Linked DNA regions of Homo sapiens: region 2 is linked to region 1. A link is a loop called in an ENCODE intact Hi-C map of the cell type or tissue named here. Cell type or tissue: dorsolateral prefrontal cortex. All regions are shown on one strand. Links, peaks and the distances in the headings refer to the core of each region. The heading gives the core; the rest is flanking DNA. Region 1 overlaps SLC39A11 (solute carrier family 39 member 11). Region 2 overlaps SLC39A11 (solute carrier family 39 member 11).

The links. Hi-C counts contacts between places; a loop is a spot of excess contacts. Peaks named below come from ENCODE experiments on the same cell type or tissue, not always from the same donor. Only the 100,000 strongest peaks of a DNase experiment are listed, where the experiment ranks them.
Region 2: a loop joins it to region 1, with 3 times the contacts of the local background. A loop is called at or near these places in 1 of 110 quality-filtered maps.

Annotation. Positions count from the first base shown.
Region 1 is chr17:72,983,808-72,988,202 of GRCh38, reverse strand. The region is part of intron 4 of SLC39A11 (solute carrier family 39 member 11); the gene reads left to right. Among named protein-coding and RNA genes, the nearest start is that of SLC39A11, 110 kb to the left of the region's middle. RefSeq lists a silencer at 1,886-1,935. In dorsolateral prefrontal cortex, for the core only: a CTCF peak has its summit at 1,918 (motif pointing left); a DNase peak (open chromatin) is centred at 1,872; H3K27ac peaks cover 1,011 bases.
Region 2 is chr17:73,039,909-73,044,303 of GRCh38, reverse strand. The region is part of intron 3 of SLC39A11 (solute carrier family 39 member 11); the gene reads left to right. Among named protein-coding and RNA genes, the nearest start is that of SLC39A11, 51 kb to the left of the region's middle. In dorsolateral prefrontal cortex, for the core only: no CTCF peak of the experiment used is centred there; no DNase peak of the experiment used is centred there; H3K4me3 peaks cover 1,141 bases; H3K27ac peaks cover 826 bases.

The DNA.
Region 1 (4,395 bases), core at 245-4,244:
GGGATTACAGGCGTGAGCCACTGTGCCCAGCCTAATTGTACACTTTAAAATAAAGAGTGTAATTGGATTGTTTGTAATTCAAAGGGTAAAAGCTTGAGGGGATGGATGTCGCATTCTCCATGATGTGCTTATTTCACACTGCATGGCTGTGTCAAAACATCTCATGGACCCCATAAATATACACACCTATGTACTCACAAAAATAATAAAAAAGAGAGCTGACTTTTACGTGGCTCTCTTTTCTGGTTTATAGATGCTCTTTTTAAACCATTCATGCCAAGAGTAATAATGGAAAGTAGGCTTTGCTCTTTTACGATTCAGGACGAGAACATGGGAAGAAGTAGCCCCCACCGGCTGTTTGTTTTTTTAAGTGGTGTCATTTTTGGATGGGTGAGTGGATGAGGGAGATTGTTCCCAAAACAACCGTTGGGGCTTCACCTTTCTCTGTAAGTGTCATGAAGTTTTGGAGTGGAGAAAGACTTGGTGTGGAAGAGGAAGGGGTATTCTGATTCAGGACTTTGTCTTTAGGCAAGGAAAAAAACATTTCTTATTTTCCAGAGATTGCTAAAGAATTCTAGTGCAAGCCATCTGTTCCCCTAATAGCCCATTCAGTCCCCTTTTTGGGGAATGGGGAGCATATTTTAACATTTCTGAATTTGCCATGGGAGTGTCAGGGTACCTCTTACTGATTTCTTTAGTAGATTGTGGGATTAATTGTTCATTCCATCTTATTTCTGTCACAAATCCAGGAACTGTATGCTAAGTGCCCCATTCACTCAAACTGGATACACTTTACACAAGTACATTTGGTGATTACCTAATAAGAGACAAACTTCAGGTCCTTGTGGAGTGTCTTAGTCCATTAAGTGTTGCCATAAAGGAATACCTGAGGCTGGGTAATTTACAGACAATAGGTTTATTTGGCTCTCAGTTCTGCAGACTGTATAAGAAGCATAGTGCCAGCATCTGCTTCTGGGGAGGGCCTCAAGAAGCTTCCAATCATGGCAGATGGTGAAGGGGGAACAGATGTGTGACGTGACAAGCGAAGGAGCAAAAGAACTAGCAGGATCTTTCAAACAACCAGTGCTCTCCTGAACCAACAGAGTGAGAACTCGCACATTACTGTGGGGAGGGCAACAAACCATTCATGAGGGATCTGCTCCCGTGACCCAAACCCCTCCTACCAGGCCCTCCTCCAGCACTGGGGCTCACATTTCAACATGAGATTTGGAGGGAACACACATCCATACTATGTCAGAGCTTTGTGGTTTATTGGACAATACCCTGTGCTTTTATTCTTTCCCTTCTGGTATAAAAAACTAGTCATTGTAGTTGAAGACAGTAACCAGTTCATCCCTCATGTTGGCGAGGCTGGTCTTGAACTCCTGACCTCAAGTAATCTGCCTGCCTCAGCCTCCCAAAGTGCTTGGATTACAGGCATGAGCCACCATGCCCGGCCTGTGATTATGTCTTATATCCAATCTACAAGTGCTTCTCACACCTGAATGTGTGCACGGTTCACCCCGGGAGCCTGTTAAAATGCAGATGATGATTTGGCAGGTCTGGGTTGGGGCCCAAGACTGTATGTGTCTCCCAAGCTGTCAAGGTGGCTGATGCTCCTGATCCATGGAGCCCCCTCGGGCTAGCTGGGGGTGGAGGGTGCAGCAGTGTGGCAGTAATGGGACCTCACAGTTGGAAGGGTCCTTGGAGGGTCTGTGGGCCAGTGCCTGGCAGGTGGCGCGTCACACTCGACTTTCTGATGTTCTGATTTAGGAGGCTTTGGGTGGAGCTTAGACGTCTGTATTTCTAAAAAGCTTCACCGGGGCTTTGTCTGCATGGCCAGGCTTGGCAACCACCAGTTTGTCCAGCTCCCCAGCCGTGGTTTGCATCACCTCAACATCTCCCCCTAGTGGTTGTGTTGTGACTAGGGTGTCCTGGCTTTCAAAGCTAGCTCCACAGCCGTCAGGCTTCTGGGGGACCCTGGAGTCTTACTGGGGAGTGAACTGGTTTCCTAGGGCTGTGGGAACAATATATCACAATTTGAATAGCTTAAACAACAGACATTTATTGTCTCAGTTCTAGAGGCTAGAACTTTCTGGAAAGTAGTTCTAAGATTCTGACCTCAAGATGTCAGCAGGGCCATGTGCCTCCTCAAGGCTCCAGGGAAGGATGAGCTCCAAGCCCCTCTCCTAGCTTTTGGTGGTTCCTTGGCTTCTAGTAGCATAACTCCAGTCTTCCCGTAGTATTTTCCTTGTGTGCCTGTCTCTGTGTCCAAATTTCTCCTTTTTATAAGGAAAAAATCATATTGAATTGGGACCTGCCCTAATGACCTTATCTTACCTCGATCATTTACAAAGACCCTGTTTGCAAAAAAGGTCACATTTATAGACAACATCTTTTGCAGGAATGCAGTTCAACCCATCACAGGGAGATAGGGCATCGATTGCAGGAAGATTAATAAATAAAAGACAGTAATAAAAAGTTAGGCCTGGCCAGATGCGGTGGCTCATGCCTGTAATCCCAGCACTTTGGGAGTTTGAGGTGGGTGGATCACCTGAGGTCAGGAGTTCGAGACCAGCCTGGCCAACATGGCGAAACCCTGTCTCTCCTAAAAATACCAAAATTAGCTCGGTGTTGTGGTGCATGCCTGTAGTCCCAGCTACTCGGGAGGCTGAGGCAGGAGAATTGCTTGAACCTGGGAGGTGGAGGTTGCAGTGAGCCGAGATGGCGCCCCTGCACTCCAGCCTAGGTGAGAGAGTGAGACTCTGTCTCAAAAAAAAAAAAAAAAAAAAAAAGGCAGGCCCCATGCAAATAAAGAAGGTTTGCATGGAAATGAATGTCACAAGTGGGTAATACCTGATAGGGTCAGATATAGCTGGCTAGTCCCGTCAGCAAAGTTGTGGGCAAAAATTCAGAGAGCGACTCTGTGACATGTTCCTCCTTCTGTGGGCGCTGTCTGCGTGGCCCTCACTCAGCTAGCTCTTTCTGTCCTTTCCCCCCTGTATGTCCCTCCCAGGCCACTTAAGCATGAGCAGATCATTGCCTTGTACCTGGTGCCTTGTGGAGTGGCGTCAGCCACGTGGAGTGTGCACATTCCTAGGGAGGTGTGGCCCCAGACAACTTACTGTGTTTGCCCTGCCTCTAGCCCGGCTGGGCCTCCTAGTGTGCTCTGATGAACTAATCAATGCAGGTTGGATTTTTGGAGGGGAGAATTCTTTGTTCCTAACCAGAGAAAATTGATTCCATAAGAGGGTTATTGCTGCTGTGTGCAATTCTCTAGAGTTATTGGATTGCAGAATCATTAGCTTTAGAAGTAAATGAAATAGATTTGGGATATTGTTATGTTTCAGATAAACAAATGGCCTTCCTCCTTATTCATTTAACATTCTGCTTCCAGAAGGAAATGTCAGATGACTCAGAGCCTGATAAAATACTTTGTGGCACACAGGAATGGTAACCAGATGCGGTGAGACTTCACCTTTCTCAGCCCCTGTAAAAGGCGTTGCTTCACTGCGGTGATTCTCACATTTGAGAGTGCATGAGAATCCCCTGGAGGTCTTGCGGAAACACGGGTTGCTGGGCCCACCAGAGGCCTGGAATGGGGCCTGATAACTTGCCTTGCTAACAAGTTCCTGGGTGTTGCTGATGCTGCTGGCCTTGGGGACCCCACTTTGAGAACAGCTGCTTTGCTGAATAAAACTCGAACTCCTGGGAAGCCTGTGGATTCAGTGTGCCTGGGCTTTACATGTATCCCACAACACCCAAGGGAAAGGAATCTTATTTCTTGAATTTTCTTTTTCTTTTCTTTCTTTTTTTTTTTTTTTAAATGTCTGAGTTCCAATAAAGCTTTATTTACAAAAACAGACTGTGGGCCGGGTTTGACCAAGCCCCTTCAGGTCTCATGGCTACTTCTGTGCCCATCCTGGGGTGGCTGAGTTTGTTCTGCCCATGCTCTGTGCAATGCAATGCTACAAGCAGCTTTCAAGGCCGTTCTGCTTCATGGGGGAAGAACAGGGGCAAGAGCTGGGTTTTTTTGCTGCTGATAGTGGCAATTCGATGGGCCTGCCTCCTGTTTCTCTATTTCAATGTGGCTCTGAGGCTCCCAGAATCACTCCACGATTCCAGCCCCACTCTGAGCCATGAGAAACCTGAGGCTACCCAGGTCCTCTCTGCCTGGTTACCCCTCTGCTGGCACTTCTCTGGAGCTTGCCACCCCCCTGAACAGCACTCAGGAAAGGGGTCTAGAGGGCCCCTGCTCTTAGATTCCCAAATCCATCTGGGGATTTCACAGATCCCCACTTCCCTTGGAGCCTTGCCCAGATGGTGAGGGCAGATCCCAGGGTTCCCTTTTCCTTAGTAACTCACCAGCTCTCAGCAACCCCTCTTTTCTTCCGA
Region 2 (4,395 bases), core at 67-4,066, 56 kb before region 1:
ATGGACATTTGGGTTATTTCCAGTTTGGGGCTACTGTGAATAAAGCTGCTGTGAACATTCTTGTGCAAGTCTTTGTGTGGACGTATGTTTTCATTTCTCTTGGGGAACAAGGAGAGGAATGACTGGGTCATATGGTAGATTTTTTTTTTTTCTTATTTAAGCAAAAGTACTTTTTCCTAGTTTGGAGATTGTAAGCCAAGCTCCTGCCCATCATTATCACTGGGTAGGCGTAGCTAAGAAGAGTCAGGTCATTCAAGCCCATCTACGTTAATTAATAACTGTAATTGAAGCTGAATGTAATTGATTATAATTTTGAGCCGTTGGGTTTAATTCTGTAAAATTATTTAAAGCTGGTATATTATGAAGGCTTCTTGATAAAAGCAAATTAAGTACAGATATAGCTCCCATATGGATTTGATTCATACTGAGTCATGATTAATAACTGACATGCCAAATTTAAGGCTGACTCAATGCAAAATTCATGTGGCCGCTCATCATGGGTTTCTGATTGACTGACTTGATATTGAACAGACATGGGCAGCCTCATTCTGGAGGGTTACCTGCAGATTCCTTCCTTCTTCCAAGTTTCTCTGTCTGCTCTCTGGTCTCCTGCCCTGTGTCACATCTGGATTATGTCCAGAGCCCAACAGCTGGATGTTGGTGTCCCATCTCCCCACTTAAATCAATTCTGCTTGCTGATGCCAAGTTACCCTTCCAAAATGCCTCCGTTACCCTGCCGAAGACAGTGGGTACTTAATGCTGACCTGCTCCATGCTGGCTAAGCTGCTGCAGCATCACGTGTGAGGCTTTAAAACACAGTGTCCATACCCCTGCCCTGGCAAATCTGTTTCTGTAGGTTGTGGAGGGGAGCTGACATCTGTAGCTTGAAAACTCCAGGTTGATTTTATAGTACAACCAGAGTTGGAAACAAGCCACCCATTGTGTGAAGTCCAAACCATTCTGCCTGGTTTCATCATTATACCCAAATGTCTGGTTGTAAACTCCTCCCTGCCTTCTTTCGCCTTGTGGACTCCACAACATAAGCCTCTGTGTACTTGCCTCCAGACTCTGCCCACTCTGCGCTTCCCAGCTAGAAAGTTCCTAACCTCATTTCCTTTCCAAATTGTGTCCAGCCTTCCAGAGCCCCTCCCTGTTCTTTGATGTTCTGCTTTTTAAATTTTGAAACAATATTGGTATCCCCTTTCTTGGCATGACTGCAGACTTTCTTAATTTATCCTATCATATGTCTTCTGTAGCCTCTCTTATTATAGTCCAGAGCCAGCTCCTGGAGGCAGCGCCCAGATCCACACTAGCTCTTTCTTCCTCTCTTGCAACCCCCTGGGGTCTGGCAGAGTGTTGGCCGTGTAACAGTCTCTGCTTAGGAATTGCTGATTGACTTTTAACTGTTAATTTTATATCTGATTTGGAGAACAACTTGGAGACAACTCTTGGCTTCTGTACTTTCTGGGTAATTCTTCTTCTTATTATTATTATTCATTTTGAGACGGAGTTTCACTCTTGTTGCCCAGGCTGCAGTGCAATGGCGTGTTCTCGGCTCACTGCAACCTCCGCCTCCCAGGTTCAAGCAATTCTTACTGCCTCAGCCTCCCAAGTAGCTGAGATTACAGGTGCCCGCCAACATGCTCGGCTGATTTTTGTATTTTTAGTAGAGATGGGGTTTCACCACGTTGGCCATGCTGGTCTCGAACTCCTGACCTCAGGCGATCTGCCTGCCTTGGCTTCCCAAAGTACTGGGATTACAGGCGTGAGCTACCATGCCCAGCCTCTTTCTGATTATTGCTTTGACCTACATGGATTGCAAGTTTGTGTGTCCTCCTTAAGTACACAGTAACCTCCTTGAGGTTAGAGTCTATGTTCCTTTGGTTCAATAAACATGAGGGAGGATCTGCTCCATAGTAGGCACTGAGTTGGGTGCTGTTCTTTTGAACTGTGTCTTCCTGTCCTACCTCTGTGTACCTTTTTAGAGGTGTGAAGAGTTGACACATTCAGTGCATTGTAAGTGAGCTATGTGCAATAATTTTCTTTCCCCTATTTGTTACGAGAAAAATTTTGTTTTGTGGCTTGGATTTTGTTTTGGTATTGAAACTGTCACTACTATAATAAAGGAAATGCTCAACTGTACCCATCGTGCCAGAATATTCTGATGTATCCCTTAACTCTTCACAAATTCATTTCTATTGCCAGAGCTGAAATTCCTTCAAAATGAACACTTACACAGAAATGGAAAGGTTTGCCTAATGTGGGGTAGGTGTTAAGTTGATTTTTTTTTTAAATCATTCTATGCTGGTACCTCTGACACCAGAGGGAAATTAATAGCATTATAAAGTACAGATCCCTGGGGCATTTTGCATGATATTTTGAGAAAAGAGATCGGATTATGAGCCTTTCTAGGTTTTGAGAACTACAGGAGGGAAACAGGGATTTTGTTCTCAGGGACTATGAAGAAGAGCTTGTAAATATCTGGTGATTTTAAATGTTTTCTCCAGTCCCTTTCAGCCTTCTGCTGTTAAGGCTGTGATTTACAAGCCTTCCACAAATGCACAGTCCAGGTGGGTGTTAAGGTTATCATGCAGAAACATTTCTGAAAATTGAGTTTTTGTACATAGGATTCTTTACTCGCATTGGATTTTCATTGTGAAATCAGGGTGAAGATGTGGGAAGATGCTGGGTGCCCCCATTCCAGCACATAAACTATCACTTTTTCTCCTGTTTTCAGCCTGGTATCCCCACCCTTAGCTGGGCTGGGGGTCCTGCAATGTCTGGTGGGACAGTTGCCTGGCTGCCTGGGGTACAGGAGGAATCTGGAGTTTACTTGCTTCTTACCCAGGCTTCCATCAGGTCTCTTTTAGGCCCATCTGCACACTCATTGTCAAAGGCTCCCTGGCTATTCTGGGGCTTTGTGGGATGAAGCACCTTCCTTCTAGTCTCTTCCTTCAGCCCCAGGTGGCAGCCTTCTTGAGCATCCATCAGCGATTACCTGCTTCTCTCTTCAAGCTTCCAAAATGTGGCTGCCATGTCCTCTTCCTTTCCTTCTGACTTTGGCCTTTGGATCCTTCATATCCCTGTACCTTTACTCCAGTGAGAATTTGGAAGCTTGTGTTCCATTGGCCATGTTTAATTAGAAGCCCTACAACGTACATTCTGTGATATTCCAAAGTGGACTAGGAATTTCACATTAGTGTAGTAAACCTTTGAAAATTAGATTTAGAGGGGAATTATTCTCTGATTGGATATACTGAGTAAGTGATACTGTTAATACTGTTTTTTTTTTTTGTTTTTTGTTTTTTGTTTTTTTTTTGAGATGGAGTCTGACTCTGTTGCCCAGGCTGGAGTACAGTGGTGTGATTTTGTCTCACTGCAACCTCTGCCTCCTGGGTTTGACTGATTCTTCCACCTCAGCCTTCCGAGCAGCTGGGACTACAGGAGTGCATCACCACACCTGGCTAATTTTTGTATTTTTAGTAGAAACAGGGTTTCACCATATTGACCAGGCTGGTCTCAAACTCTTGACCTCAAGTGATCTGCCCACCTCAGCCTCCCAAAGTGCTGGGATTTCAGGCATGAGCCACCGTGCCTGGGCATGTTATAATCATTAACTTTTAATAAGCTCTTTATTTGGAAGTATTTTAGATTTTAAGAAATGTTGCAAAAATAATACAGGGAATTTCTGAATAGTGCCCTTCATCCAGTTTCCCCCAATGTGAACATCTTACATAAATAATCATGACACATTTGTCAAAGCTAAGAATTAACATTTGTTTGTTACTATTCCCTAAACTCCAGACTTTATTTGGATGTCACCAGTTTCCCCACCAATGTCCTTCTTCTGTTCTCAGATACCAATCAGGATACAAACTGCTTTTAAACTGTTCCTATTTTAAAGTGTAATTTACAGCAGAGGGAGGCGTACCTTTTATTCAGAGACTTAGACCAAAAGTATAACATCTGTATGTTTTGTTTTGAAATCCCCAACTTTAGCTGTGCTGCTGGGAGGGGATTCTAGTGTGACTTACAAAATTGCTTGTTTCTCTACCTACTTCTAAGGAAGTCATGGGATATTAATGGGTTTAAGTTTGTGAGGTTTGATTTATCTTTGTGAAGCAAGTATTTAACAGGATTATTAGCCCTGTTCATTAGTGGCCACAAATTTTCTAGTGCTGGGTTTTCTTGGAGTAGTTTCTATCAGAATATCGGGGAATGCTATGGGATCGATTGCATTCAGTTATTGCTGACACTGATTCATCTCGGACTTCAGCTTTGGGATTCCTTCCCTGATAATGGGGGAGGTGGTAACTTAAACCTGGCCTTTACTCTGTAGCCCGCAGAATTTCTTACAAGATTCTGAGTTGTCAAGTAGGGGTAGAGGGTAGCACA